Regions from separate parts of the Homo sapiens genome. Here region 2 is linked to region 1. Evidence: chromatin loops called from intact Hi-C (ENCODE). Cell type or tissue: IMR-90. All regions are shown on one strand.

Evidence for each region. Peaks named below come from ENCODE experiments on the same cell type or tissue, not always from the same donor. Only the 100,000 strongest peaks of a DNase experiment are listed, where the experiment ranks them.
Region 2: it touches region 1 in a loop (9-fold over the local background); 1 of 110 quality-filtered maps calls a loop at or near these places.

The regions. Positions count from the first base shown.
Region 1 is chr3:17,559,129-17,567,128 of GRCh38, forward strand. The region is part of intron 2 of TBC1D5 (TBC1 domain family member 5); the gene reads right to left. Among named protein-coding and RNA genes, the nearest start is that of TBC1D5, 180 kb to the right of the region's middle. In IMR-90, no CTCF peak of the experiment used is centred here; no DNase peak of the experiment used is centred here.
Region 2 is chr3:16,914,001-16,922,000 of GRCh38, forward strand. All of the region lies in intron 1 of PLCL2 (phospholipase C like 2), which reads left to right. Among named protein-coding and RNA genes, the nearest start is that of MIR3714, 15 kb to the right of the region's middle. RefSeq lists a silencer at 3,440-3,539. In IMR-90, no CTCF peak of the experiment used is centred here; a DNase peak (open chromatin) is centred at 3,831.

The DNA.
Region 1 (8,000 bases):
TAATAGCTATATAAATGTAAAACTTTTTTTTTTAAGACAATGTCTCGCTCTGTTGCCCAGGCTGGAGTGCAGTGGCATCTCGGTTCCCTGCAACCTCTGCCTCCTAGGTTCAAGCGATTCTCCTGCCTCAGCCTCCCAAGTAGCTGGGATTACAGGCATGGCCACCACACCCAGCTAATTTTTTGCATTTTTGGTAGAGATCGGGTTTCACCATGTTGGCCAGGCTGGTCTCAAACTCCTGACCTCAAGTCATCTGCCCACCTCGGCCTCCCACCAAAATGCTGGTATTACAGGCATGAGCCACTAAGCCCGGCCTAAAACATTTAAATGACAAGGAAAATAAGATAATCTTTACAAATGCCACAGGATATTTGCAAATTTTCCTATGTAAGAGGAGATAAAGATCATGTTCATACATTGTGAGAATGTGGAATTCACATTCACTGACCACAATACAAATCTAGAATTTTTTTTTTTTTGAGGTGGAGTCTTGCACTGTTGCCCTGGCTGGAGTGCAACGGCGCGATCTCGGCTCACTGCAACCTCCACGTCCTGGGTTCAAGCGATTCTCCTGCCTCAGCCTCCCGAGTAGCTGGGATTACAGGCGCCCACGACCATGCCCGGCTAATTTTTTGTATTTTTAGTACAGACGGGGTTTCACTATATTGGCCAGGCTGGTCTCGAACTCCTGACTTCATGATCCGCCCATCTCAGCCTCTCAAAGTGCTGGGATTACAGGCGTGAGCCACCGCGCCCGGCCAAATCTAGAATTTTTTTAATGATAAAAAAGTCCTTATTAGATAATCAAATTGAAACATTTCATTTCTAGTTACTTTATATAACAAAAACACTATATAACATATGATGTGATGAGTTAATGGATGCAGGGTTTGAGAATCAATACCTGCCAACATTTAAAATTTTAAAAAGATACTATGTGCCTCCTGATGAGAAAATACAATGGCACCTATAGTCCTATCTAAGGGATTAAGTTTAAATGCAATCAAACTCTGACTGTACCTGCCAACTTAGAAAAAAATATAGAACAAAATGTTTAACTTCACCATGAAGACAAGATCGACAAAATCCAGACTACAAGGAACTCAGCAGGTCAAACAACTCAGGTACTTCAGTGAATAACATATAAAGAAAAGAAAGGGCTGGAGGGAAAACCTATTGTTTAAGAAAGTCTTCAAAGGCAAATATAGTCCAGACTCAGTGGCTCACCCCTGTAATCCTGTCACTTTGAAAGGACAAGTTGGGAGGATCACTTGAAGCCAGGAGTTCAAGACTAGCCTGGGCAACAAAGTGAGACACCCTGTCTCTAAAAAAATTGAAAAATTAGCCAGCCATGGTGGTATGAATCTGTAGTCCTAGTTAGTCAGGAGGCTTCAGCAGGAGGATCACTTGAGCCCAGGAGTTGAAGGCTGCAGTGAGCTATGATTATGCCACTGCACTCTGACCTGGGCAACAGAGTAAAACCTTGTCTTTAAAAAAAAAAGGGGGGGTGGGGGGCGGACACAGTGGCTCACACCTGTAATCCCAGCACTTTGGGAGGCTGAGGCAGGTGGATCATGAGGTCAGGAGTTCAAGACCAGCCTGACCAACATGGTGAAATCCCATCTCTACTAAAAATACAAAAATTAGCTGGGTGTGGTGGCCCGCGTCTGTAATCCCAGCTACTAGGGAGGCTGAGGCAGGAGAATCACTTGAACCCAGGAGGCAGAGGTTGCAGTGAGCAGAGATTACACCACTGCACTCCAGCCTGGGCGACAGAGCAAGACTCCATCTCAAAAAAAAAAAAGAAAAATAGTTTTTTTAAATGAACATGAACAATACTAAACTATAGTGTCTAGAGACGCACACCTAAGTCACAAAACCATAAAGAAACAGAAATAAATTATTATTCTGAAAGTCAGAAGTTACTTTTGGAGGGAAAAAGAGGGCTGTGATTGGCACAGAACACATGGAAGAGCTTCTGCAGTGGCTGGCAAAGTTCTATTTCTTGACCTAAGTAATAATTACAGGCATGTTTACCTTAAAATAATTCACGAAGACATATATTTGTTTTGAATGGTTTCCTGTATCTGTGATCTATGTTATAATGAAAAGGTTAAAAGCTAATTAAAGCAAATTAATTTCATACACATATCATACATATGATATACTTTTTTACATATATACATAAAAACTTAGAGGGTTCAATCAAAGCTCTAGTAAGAGCAAAAAAATCATAGATTAACACTCTGCTAAATGTAAAACAAAAGAAAATATAACAAATAAATGAGCCAGCACTTATCTTAAGAAGATTATAAAAACAAAATAAACCAAATAAATTAGCAGACAGAGAAGCAAACAAGCTAGTTATTTCCTTCTTTGCAAGCTCAATAAAATAGACTAAATTTTGATAAGTTGACCAAGTGGAAGGCGAAAAAACATAAAGTATTGTTAGTAACAGCAAGAAAAATAATATAATACCAGGCCTCAATAAGATTATTTAAACACTGGAGTGGGAGGGTGAGGAGTATTATGTACAGCTTTAGGCCAACGAATTTGAAGACCTAAATAAAATAAAAAATAAGAAAGGACAAATCTGTTCTAAGAAAGGACAAATTTCCAAAAAGAAAGAAACTGTCCCAGTTCATTTTATGTTGGCATGATCCTAACCCCAAAACATGACAAAGAGAGCACAAGAGGAACGATCTCACAAAACATCACGAACAAGAAGTAATCTTTCCAAAAATGCAAGGGCAGTTAAAGATTAGAAAGTCTATTAACTGATTATGTAAGTCAACTACAGGAAAAAAGACCATACAATGTGTCACTGAATATGGCAAACCTTTGATTAAAAAAAACTTTGTTTCAATTAGCAGAGTATGATGGCACATACCTGTAATCCCAGCTACTTGGGAGGCCTAGAAGGGAGGATCCCCTGAGTCCTTGAGATGGAGGCTACAATGGGCTATGATTGTGCCACTATATTCCAGCCTGGATGACAGAGTGAGACCCCATCTCTAAAAAAAATTTAATTAATTAAATTAAAATAAAAATAAACTAAGCAAACAAAATATAAAACTTCCATTGGTCAATACAGCATTAGGGTGAAAAAAAACCCACAAATAGTATTTATAATGGCAAAACATAAATGGATTTTGACATTTAAAAACAGACACCTAAAGATATTAGCTATTAATGCCAATCCTATTAATTCAACATTGTTAGAGAGATTTTACCCAACCCAATAGGTCAAGTAAAAGAAATTAGAAGTATAAATTTTAAAAGGAAGACAAAATTATAATTTGCACCTAATAGTGTCTATAACTATTCAAGATAATGAAATTAAAAAATTTTTAAATCATAAAATGAGTAAGACTGCATGACTTAAAACAAAAAAAAAAAAGAAAGAAAGATTCCCTATACACTAAACACTGCTCAAAACTTAATATTTACTGTGAGTGATATGCCAGGGACTGTGCTAAACACCAGACAAACCAATACCAACCATAACTAAAATAACCCAGCACAAGGGCAACAACAGTCTTGGTGCATTGTGAAAACCTAGATATAAAAAAATGTGTGACTTGTTTGAAGGACCCAAATGGCAAATCAAGATGCACAACATATTCCTGGATGGGAATGCTCATTATTGGGGATATATAAATTTTCTATAATCAATACATCTAATGCAAATCTAATAAAAATTCCAAAGGGACTGTGAGACAGAAGATGGCAGGAAGATTCTGAAGTCTATGTAGATTGTCTGAGAATACCTACAATTTTTAAAAGAATAATGATATAAAGGGAATAGCCCTGTAATGCAGAAAAACAATAAATCCTCTTACTTAAAAGTGTAAGGTTTGTGTAAAGAGAGACATACAGATCAACGGATTAAAACTAAGTCCTAAACAAATCCGTAAGTATATCACAGTTATGTAAATGATGAGGGGATATTTGTTGATGGATTAGTTATAGTGAGTAAGAGAGAGTTTTCAGGTTGCACAACTGGATAGAAAGATATTCTTGACTAAAATTGGGAATACTAGACAGAGAAGGTCTGAACAAAGGAAGAATATAATAAATTTAATTCTAGACTCGTCAAATTTGAGGATCCATCATGGAATCCAAGAAAAGCGACATCAAATAGTTCGGTATGCGGGCCTGGAGGTCATAACAATAGCCTAGGCTGGATCTGTTAACTTGGGAGTCTTGCATACAAAGTGGTTAACTGAAGTCATAGACACAGACTAGATTACCAAGAAAAGGGTACAGTGAGAAGAGAAAAGCACTAGATCTTGAGGAATACAACACAATGAATCAGGAAAATCAGGAAGGTATAATATCATAGAAGCAAAGGCAAAAATATATTTCAAAACGGAGTAAAGTTAAATTTAAGGTCTGAAAATGTCACCTGGAATTATCAAAGTACATTCTGTATAATATAAGGTTATAGATTCACAATGTGAAGAGTAAAGAATTAAGATTTCAAAACAGTATCTTTAGAAAGGGCTTATAAAATTTTAAAAAGGAAATGAGAGAAGACAAACATATTTTTAAAAAGGAGTCTGGAAGGACATATCCAAGTAAGAAACAATGGTCATCACTGGGGAAAGAATTACTGGTGGTTTGTTGTTGTTGTTTTTGTTTTTTGTTTTTTGTTTTTTTGGTTTTTTTTGAGACGGAGTCTCCCTCTGTTGCCCAGGCTGGAGTGCAGTGGCTTGATCTCAGCTCTCTGCAAGCTCCGCCTCCTGGCTTCACGCCATTCTCCTGCCTCAGCCTCCCGAGTAGCTGGGACTACAAGCGCCCGCCACCATGCCTGGCTAATTTTTTGTATTTTTAGTAGAGACGGGGTTTCACCGTGTTAGCCAGGATGGTCTCGATCTCCTGACCTTGTGATCCGCCCGCCTTGGCCTCCCAAAGTGCTGGGATTACAGGCATGAGCCACCGTGCCCGGCCTTACAGGTGATTTTTAACTTCATACATTTCTGTATTGTTTGACTATTTTAGCAAAAACATGGAGTACTTATACATTAACAAAAAATAAAGATAGTTTAAACTGGAAAAGCAAATTGGAGGAAAAAAACGACCTCCCCAGACATTACTTTATAAAAATATTTTTATCATTACTTAAAAGTTGAAAAACTTTACAGGGCTCCTCACAGATCCACTGCATTCTCTTTCATGATAGCCATACCCTATAAAGTGAAATACTTTTATTCATTTTTTAACCAGCATTTATTATGCATCTACTATGAATCAAATCATTGGCTGAAAACATTGGAGGCAAAAATATAAATAAATTACTACCCCCCTTAAGCTTCATGGGCCTACAGTTTTATCAAAAAGACATGTAAACAATTATAATTCAACATGATTAGTGTACAAAGTGACAATGAATGTACAAGCTAAAATATTTTATGAAAGAAATAAATTTGAACTGATTCTTGAAGAAAGAAGGAGGTAGGAGTTCCAGGCAAGGAACTTCTAATATATTTAGAATCTGCATTCACCCATCCTACCCACCATGCTAGTTGATGCCCTATGTATGCCCCACCACTACTGCTGAGGATCTCATCAAATCCTCACCTCTCTCTTAAGTAGTCAGCATAGACAAATGGCTATCTTTTTTTCCTATATGTTAAAAACAAATCAGCATCCAGACATCAAATCATGATGACCTGAACATCCTGCTTACAGATTATTTTTAATTTTGAACCTGTCACAATGCACAGTAGTACCATGAGTGGGAAAAAAAGAAGAAAAAAATAAAATGAGCCCAAAAATCAACATCATATATTCATTTTTGTTGTGCTTTTGCTCAATTATATTAGAAAAAAATGAAAGTTGAGAACTCTAAACTTAGGTTTTTCTACTAGAAAACAAAAAACAAAAAACCTCTGTTCTTTAATGTTTGGAATAATTAGTATGTAGTTGTTATTGTCCCAGTACTTATTACTCCTAAAACCTGTTCTGGGGAAACTTATGTGTCTGAGGAACTGCATTTAATGGAACCTATTAACTTTTTTAAGACACTGTCTAAAAACATTGATTGTATATCACTAGGAGGTCAATCCTACAATCATCTTTTCCCAAATGGTCACTACTCCAAAGCACATTAGCTGTTCATTCAGTAACAGTTTTTGAGTACTATGTTTAAAGTCCTTAAGGAGTATCAGTTAATTATGTTCGTTGAAAGCAGTATTAAGTAGTAAGACTAATTCATCAATCATTACATTTTCCTAAATATTTTTCATATATTGCTATTTTAAGAAAAGAAAGACCATAACAATTACAGAAAAAGTAATCAGTACTACAATTTTCTTTGGAAAAGGTAAATATATACATGGCTGGCTATTGAAATAAAAGTCTTTCCAAAGGGCAAAGTGATATGCCAGGAGCTGAAAAGAATCAACTGCAAAGAAAACCTCATTTCTATTTTCAATTGCTGTTTCTGTTGACAACAACAAATAGTTTTTTATTTATTTACTGCCTCAGATACAACAGCACAACCAATGTATATGATATTTCGCATGCTTTAACAAAAAGAAATAATCTCCTCATTCCTTTATAAAGGATAACTTTTCGAATTAGAGTAATTTACATGCTTTTAGTGTTCTTCTTTTGAAAATTAGTGCATGTTACATTTGAAAAACTTTGCCAAAGGAAATATAGTCCCACATTTTCACAAAGGGAAGAAATGTTAAAAATTCAAACTTTGAAGCTAAGGTTACAGGTATTCTAAATGAAAAATAATTTTTTCCTCCACTAGTCTCTTTAATTACTATAACTATACTGCCGTATCCTTCCTATATTATAACATTATAGCACAATATTTGAGATTGCTTTTTAAGCACTCAGTATTCTACGGAGGAAAATCATGAAACTAAAGCCACATTAAAGTGACAATTTCCTCATTCAGTAGAGAAAAAAAATCACTTAGTTCTTTCCTGAACAAATCAAACAGTTTTAAAGACACTGTAATATATAGTGATAAAAATCTCAATTCTGTAACATAGATAAGCTTAAGTGCTTAATATATTCAGTTATGTGAGCATTTTGTACACACTAAGAGTTCATGGATTACACATCTAACAGTCTGCTGTGAACATGTGGAATTATGCACTTACGTTAAAATATCACCCCACCACAAAGAATTATTAATAGTTTTGACACCAAGAGGCAGATTTTATTTCTAAAAACTGATAAGTAGGGACAAACTAAAATACAAAAACAAGACAAGACAAAACACAACTAACAAAAACAAAGCTGCTTACTGAAGGTAACAGGTAACAGAAGGCCACAGTTTTGAAGATCTGATACACAGGAATCAGGGATCCCCGTCTGGAGCAAATCTTGAAATTAATAAAAGTAGGCCCTTCTGTTTACTTTTTGCTATAAAACACTGATCATCAATTTCAAAATAAGAATCTTAAGAGTTAATAAATAGTAACACAAACCAAAGCTAATGATATTAAGGATTCCAATAAATTTTAAATAAACTACCTGCAACTAAAAGCCTAAAATTTTAAGCCCTCCTTTTCTCCCTTTTCCTCTCCTCTGTTTTACTGTCTGTATCCCTTCACAAATATATGCATATATACATAAATAAAATTTATTCCTTTTAGAAAGCTGAGAAGGTAACCAGAAAAATTAATAAAATCTTGAATAAACAAACTTAGAAGGCCTTTCTATTTAGTTGACATTTACTTTTTGAATATGGAAATTCTGTTGTTCAACTTCACTAGACACTAGAGATTGCTCTTAGAATATTTTGGTAAACAAGAACCTAGTCCTTCTGTTAAATTCAAAAGTCAGGAAAGGAATGTCTTTGATATACATAACTAAATCACCATCTTATTATTTTCCTATCCTAAATCATAATTTTGTATACATACATAAAACATTCCCTATGCCTACATTTTTACCAATAAATGACATTTTGCTTCCCTAACATTGTCCTACCAAAATACACTAAACTTCATACCAATTATATGATTTGGTAA
Region 2 (8,000 bases), 650 kb before region 1:
GATCCTGGGGCCCTTTAGCAGCCATGCTATGTGTTGTCATAATGTTTTAAATTTGTGGCTCTAAAATGCAATTCAGTTGTGTTTAGCCAGTGTTGATCTTTTTCTTTCTTCTTAATTTGGGACTTTCAGTGTATGCCATTACTTATGAGAAGTGCTTTAGTTATGAGTTGTGGAGAGAGAAAGTAGTTGGAGAGAAAATTAAGGTAACTCTAACATAGATCTTAATATAGTCTATAAAGTTTTCATGAGGATAATACAGTGAGTTTTATATGTGGAGAAATATATAGAACAGTGAGTGGAGGAATTAGGGAGCAACATATTCAATTTAATTGTCTTAAACACTAATATGATCTAAGAGAAAGATCATAAGAAAGTTGTCAAGTTTTCTAAAAGAAAGAAAGTTTTCAAAAGATGTATTTCTCAAATTCATCTGTCATTAAAATTAGTATGTTGAATTGGATTCTCAGCTTATAAATTAAAATATAAGTGTTCTTACATGATAAACTGAATTTAAATTTCCAGGTTTTTTTTTTTCTCTTGGTGGTCCAATTTCATTGTATTAAAATATGTAGGTATCTATCTTTTTGCGTAGATTTGGTAAACTTTGGTTTTCATGAAGTTAAAATGAATGATTAAAAATTTGTATAGAATTTGTTAGCGTCTTCTTGTTACAGGATTTAGGGGGTATGTGTGATTTAAAGATTAATTCATAAAATATTTCTTTATTTATTTTATGTATTTTTTATTGTTTTTAGAGACAGGGTCTCACTCTGTCACCCAGGCTGGAGTGCAGTGGCATGAACATAGCAGCCTCAGCCTCCTAGACTCAAGTGACCCTCCCTCCTCAGCCTCCTGAGTTGCTGAGACATACAGTCAAATGCCACAATGTCCAGCTAATTTTTAAATTTTTCTGTAGACAAGAGATCTTGCAGTGTTGCCCAGGCTGGTCTTGAACACCTATCCTCAAGTGATCCTTCCACCTCAGCTACCCAAAGTGCTGGGATTATAGGCATGAGCCACTGCCTCTGGCCTAAAATATTTGTATAAATTGAAAGACAATACTTTTGAGTTTAAGGAAATGAAGATTTGATCTGCTTTAAAGCTGTCTTAGTAGACGGATGTTGGAACAAATCAATTAAAACATATCTTTTATAATGTGGTAAAACAAAATTAACATAAGCTGAGCAATGCATAACATTAGTGAACATTCTTCTCGCTATGAGGTTCATGCTTTTGATAAAGGTCTAGAAGTTGCTTCAGACGTCATTGAAATTTTTATATTTATTCTCACCTTGCCTATTTATTTATTTACCTTGCAGTCTTTTTTATTTTTAAGGTGAGAGATTCTGGGTACTAATATACACACATTCACTGTACACTGATATTTAGCCAAACCATGAAATAGAAAAAGCTGGCATATATTTACTGTTAGAATCTTTGAAATTTTTCAGTGTATATTTCCTGTTATAGTTATTCATGCTCCATAATTCATGGGTTTTCTTGGCACTGGCAACAGTTACTTCCCTGTGGTTTAGATATATTTTTTTGTAGTATAGGTAGGTTTCTTTGCTGCTCTCATATTTTTCCTTTTAATTTTATTATTTTTTTCCTCTTCTTATTCAGATAGTGTTTCATCTCTGTCATTAGGAAACTACTTCTCATTGATTTATTCTGTTTATGCAGTTTTTCCTTCCAAATTCATCAACTGAACTATGGGAAACTTTGTTTCTTAAAAGGTTATTTTGACATTATTTGGGTCAGGCCAGGTTTCACATAGGGAAAAGGACAATGCTTCTGCTTTGCCTTCCCATCCACCACTAACAGCTTTGTGAAAGGAGAGAGAAGTAGAAGGAAAGGATAGAGAGAGAAGGAGGGACGCCTCATTCAGCTTACATTTCAGAAGCAGGGAATGCAATAAATAACATGAAGAAAGTCCAGGCTCAACTCGCTCACACCTCAGGAGGTGATTCACGAGCATGTAACACAGCCTGCTAAGGTTTCCATTATTCATAATTAATTAAATCAAAGCATGCTTAGTAAGGGCCCATAATCTTAAAAAGCATTCTGTGTTTTCATCTGACTAAAAGTTTTTCCTTCGCTTGTTGCAGACGACAGCCGACTTTAATATTATAGCACCAGCACGGTACAGTTGACTCAGTAAACCTGCCACACTGTGGAACAGAGGTTTGGGGAAGAATGTGGAATGTGAAATATAAGACTATTCAGCCCCTTAAAACAATGACTATCCAAATATGTTGCTTTTGAGCTGGTAGTTTCTCACTTATTTTGTTTAAAAAAATATAACATCCTTTGTTGGGTTATAGGTTTCACTGAGGCAGATGGGTTTCTGTAGTGAATTAGTCCCTGCATCTACTGAGAGTATCCTCCCTCCAGCATTAAAGAAGGAAAATAAGAAAATGGCCCATAGCATAGAGGAATGGTCAGGTGGGAAGTAGCTTCTCCTTAAATTATTTCTGATGGAAAAAATATATTCTGGAGCTTGGCATTTGAGTTCAATATTGCCAAAACTCCAGGAATAACTTTCTGCCAAGAGCACCCAGTATGTCAAAGAAAATATTCTAAAAGAAGTAAATTAATACCATCCATGTAAAGAATCAGTGGCATTGTGGCATCAAATGAGTGTGCTTCATATAATGCTATGATCTTTTTAATTAAGAGGAAAAGTCCAAATAATTGATGATGAACATTTACAATTACTTTGATATCAATTACTTAAAGAGACCTAAACCATAAATATATTACAGAATTTTGAAAGATAAAAGATAAAGATAGTTAAAATCCTTGATTTTTCCTCTTTGGTATTCAAGGCTGTATGGTTACTTATATCTTTGGCTTCCTTCTCTCTTTTGTGATCGTACATTATCCATGTGTCATCCTGTACCTCAAAGGGTGGAGGAACAACTTATGTGTTCTTTATCTCCCCACCTCCCCTTGCCTGTGTTCTTTGTCGTACGAGCCCCTGGGAGACTCATAGTTTCCTCAGTAGGTTGCCTGGCAGTAACTGGAGAATGAGATAGCTATGCTATAAAAGGCTCTTCCTTCCCTGGCCCAGCCTTTTCCTGGTACTTAGCCCCTTTCTGTCCTTCACATCCGGATGTACATAGGACACGGTCCCATTTTGTTAAGGACACACATCCTCTGTGTAACAGTGTATTCCTCTTCCTTTCAATTAGAGTCATGTCTGAAGGATCTTTTTAGCTTTCTGGGCTATCTGGTTACCTAACCAATAAATTAGAATAATTAGTCCTATTACTAGGTTCAGCAGTAATGTAGAGTCTTAACAGCTTTTGTTTTAGGTCAAAACATGCTCATTTGGTTACCTACAAACTATATAACAAACCACCTCAAACTTAGTGGCATAGAACAGTGACCATTTTATTATGATCATGAATTCTGTGGGTTGACAGTTTGAACAGGACACATCAGAAATGTCTTGTCTCTGCTCTCTGATGTCTGGGGCTTCAACTAGCTGTGGGGATTCTGATGACTAGAAGCTGGAGGGTTCACTTCCAGGATGGCTTCCATACTCACATGTTGGGTACCTTTGCAGGGATAGCAGGACTGTTGGGCTCAGCTGAGAGTGTCAGCCAGAGTGTCTATGTGTAGCCTCTCCACTCATGATAGTTCCAGATAGTTGGATGTTCCCCAGAGTAAGCCTCCCAGGAGAACTAGATAAAAGCTGCATGGCCTCTTCTGACCTAAGCTTAGAAGTTACACTGAGTCACTTTGACTGCATTCTTTTAGTTACAAGTGATTCATAGACCAGCACTGATTCAGAGAGATGGAAATGAGACCCCACTCCTTGGTGGGGGAGTGGCAGGTGCACACTGAAGAGGATCATGTAGGATGCAATATTGTGGTGGTCATCTTGGGAACTTATGCAAAAGGGAAACTCAGTCATCTTGATGTTTTGATTCCATAATGCCAGACTTCTATTTTCTTATGTGAATCATTCAAATGTCTCATTATTTGAAAATTTGATATTATGTAGAAAAAATTTGGATGAGTACGTGAATATCCCCCTTTTTACCTATGTATATTACCATCTGACAGATAACTTTTGCATGACTGAATCAAAGGAGCACTGTTCAACACAGTCTTGGTTCATACCCTTAATCTGAGAAACTAAAGTAAGGCTGTAAGATTGTGCCAGGTTATTATAAGGAAGAACAGATTATCACTGTGAACTTTACAGTCAGCAAGGCATTTAAACCAGGAAGACAAAAGGAGAGAGATGTTAAAACAATAGATAGTTTTTGTGCTTTATATGAAAATCTCATTTTTTAAGTAGCTGGTTATTGAAAAATTATATATTTATGACAGAGAAGACTTTAACTATTAATCACAAAATTCAATTTGTGTCTCAGTGATAAAGCGATTTCCTCCTTTTCTCCTATTTATGATAGATTTTTATGTATGAAAATGCAATTAATTTCAAAGAATAATAGGTGAGTCTGGGAACCAAATAGGAAAATAGTCTCTTTATGCAATGTATGGAAAGTCCCCTAATGTTAATGGCTATACTGGCTCTAAATAGTATGCCACAGAGAGATGCATTTTGGGGTTTGAACAATAGCTTCATATTACCGTAATAGTTAAGGTGATGGGAAAGAATTATGTTCCACAGGATGTAGAATTACCATAACTTTATGTGTTGAAGGAAAAAGGCTAAGCCAGTATAATGACCTGGGCAAGGACTTGACTTTGCTGGGTCTCAGTTTCTTCATCTATAAAGGGCTGAAACCTCACCTAGTTATATAATTCTTTGATTTTGTTGCTCTTTGTGCTCACATAGCACTGGAATAAAGCAGTCAAAGTTAATGTTAAATATAGGAGTACAAAGGTCATTCAGCTAAGTTTCAGAAAGTTAATAAATCCTAATCACTTTACACTTGACAGCATGTATAAACTTGTATCCACTAATCCCAAAAGTTAAATAGAAGTACTTCAGGAAAACTCTGGATTAAATAAATTATTTAAAAATATATGGACATCATTCTTAAACTTAGAGCAGTTGTTAACCATAATACTTCGTTGTGAAATAGTTTAATTAAAATTTTTAGTTTTATTTGTTTGAACCAAAAAACTGAATTCACTCATTTGGAGCCAAAATTTAAATTACTAAATAATAATTTAATAGGAAATAGTACAGTTGAATTTCTGAAACTTGTTCTTCTGAGTTTAATAGTGCCTTTATATACTAGCTAGTTTGAAGTCTAGGCACTGCATTATTTTTGTACTATTTAGTTATAAGGTATTAGGAATTTGTCCATTTCGCCTACATTTTCAAATTTATTAGCATAATGTTCATCAAATTATCTCGCCTTTTTACAACCCACTGCATATGTAGTTTTGTTCCTCTTTTCCTTACTAGAATTGTTTGTCCTTTTTTACTGATCAGGTATGCCAGAGATTTATCAGTTTCATAATCTTTTTAAGCATTAATTTGTGGCTTTGTTGATTTTATGTATTGTTCTATTGTATCCCTTTTCGGTTTCATTAATTTCTGATGTTATCTTTATTATTTCCATTATCCTTATTTCTTTACTTTTTCTTTCTTTGGGTTTATTCTTTTTGCTATTTTTCTGACTTTTAAAGTTGTGTGCTTAGCTCTTTAATATTTAGCCTTCCACTAGCTTGTGAATTCTGCAGCCTATATAGTTGGCCTACAGAAAAAGTATACTCCTTATGACTGGCCTTTTTTGGAGTCTGGTTGAGGGGACACCTGTTTTCTTGGAGGTGCTTCCCTCAAAGTGAGGAAGAGTCACCTGAGGTATTGGCACATGCATAAGTGTTCTTCTTGGGAATCCTCATTGCAAAGATTCTGTGAACATGGACTTCTGAAATGGTATTTTCTGTAAGCTGTGGGGTCAGAATTAACAAAGCAATTGAAAATTCACTCAGGCAAATTATAGAATAATGAATATCCATATATATACCACATATATGGCATCTGTCTAAAACTTAATCACCAGAGTATAATCTTGTCAACCCCAATTTTATTTTCCTGACTGCCTCTGAGAGTAGAAATCAGTGAGGCAAATATCCTGTGTGTTTTTACACAAATTGAAATTATTTTTCCATAATATTTTGTTAATGGTACTGTTTGTGTTTGTAGTTGAGTTACTTTGACCTCTGAAGCATCTTCCACACTGTTGCATGTAAATGGAACAATAGGTACTTGAGTCACTTGATCATGGATTCCAGATTCTGGAACAGCCTCTTTAGAAGGCAACAGAGGATATTATTTACTGATTTGAGTGGCTTTAGAATATCATTTAACTTTTTAAAATTATATTTATTAGATATGATCTTAATCTTTATATATTTTTCTTTTATAGATGATATAATAAGGCATTATTAGTATTGTATAATTCTCAAGGGTATTCCACATAAATATTTAAAGTTAATTTATAAAAGTTAATTTTATTGCTTACTATGATTATATGATAAATTCTCACTTATTGAGAATCTGAACTGGAAAGGTCAACCAAAAATTTAAAAGCAGATATATAAATTAGGGCGAGAGATAACGAGAGCAAGTGCTTTGAGCCCTGTGAGTGGCTATTACACACTAGCATGGCTATTGATGAGGATGGAGAGGGCCTTTAGGGAGGGCATACTTAAAGAATGCAGGAGTGAAAATGCTTGTATGGTGTTTTAATTCATTTTAAAACTATATTTTCTTCTCATTTAACCATAGGCCACTCAGTTCCTCAAATACTGTGAATAAATAGGATTTTATTGGATTGATAACCACTGTATTACAACCACTACTACGTGAGAATACAAGAAAACAGTTTGAATACTAATTTCTCGCACCAAATCATAATCTATAAATGTGTTTTGGTAATTCCACATTTATAGCTTTCCTTTATTTTTGTCCTTTAAAGGAAGTTTGGTGTGGTAATGGCCATTAAAATTATTTCTCATTTCAATGAAAGTTTGAATTAGGAATTTTATGCAGATGAACAAAACAGATTAAGGCCATTTTTTGAAAAGGTGCTTAACATTTTGACTGAAAAGCATCTTTAAACATTACAAGTTTTATTTTATTTGTGGGCCTAGCTCATATGGTAAGTTTTCCTAAGGGCATGGAGCAAAGCTCTCAGCTTCTTAAGTGTGTTTATAGCAACAAATACATGCTACATGGTAGGGAGAGAGCTAGTCAGATATTTTAGTCATATATTTTTAAAATGGACTGTTCCAGAATAAGGTTGCCTTTGAAAAGAGTCTTTCAAATAATTAGTGTCAAGTAGATTATTTTAGTTTTAATTTAATCATCTGTTTCATCATATAAGAAAGCTTTCAATATCGTGACCAAGGGATTGGGGCGGTCTGATGTATTGGAAATGTGACTTACTTGCTCCAGACACTTTGAGAAAGTGTGAATTGGTGAATCTCACATCCATTCTTGGCAAGCTGATAGAGTATCTAGGAAAGGGTAAGATTATTGAACACATGAGCTGAGAATAATCTTTTGAGGAAAACAGTATCTGGATTTTCCTAAAAGGGGATCTTATTTCAACAGACCTTCAGCATTCTTCAAAAGCTAGGTGAGGATGTGAATGAGAAAAACAGGAGATGTACTGCTCCCTGTATATTGCAACAATGTGAAATAGAAGTATGGCAGACTTTGAGGGAACAAGATTCTAAATTCCCAGAATATCACTAATTTATTTTCATATACCAGTGCAGAATTTTTTTCTGAAGACAGGTGTAAATCATTTTAACATGATCTTTATAACCACCACCTTTCTATTAATCAGGCAATCATCAAGAAAGAATTTGATTGTGAAGGGTCCAGATTGAACTGTTCTTTAAGTAAGGACACAGGAAATATTAAGATAACTGTATGGAAAAATCTCATCCAAGAAACTGGAAGCTATGGGAAAAAGAAAATTAAAGATTCTTTGATTTTAGTAGGTTGGTTGAGTTATACATATTTTTAGCAGAGCAAAAAAAGAGAGAAAAAAGTT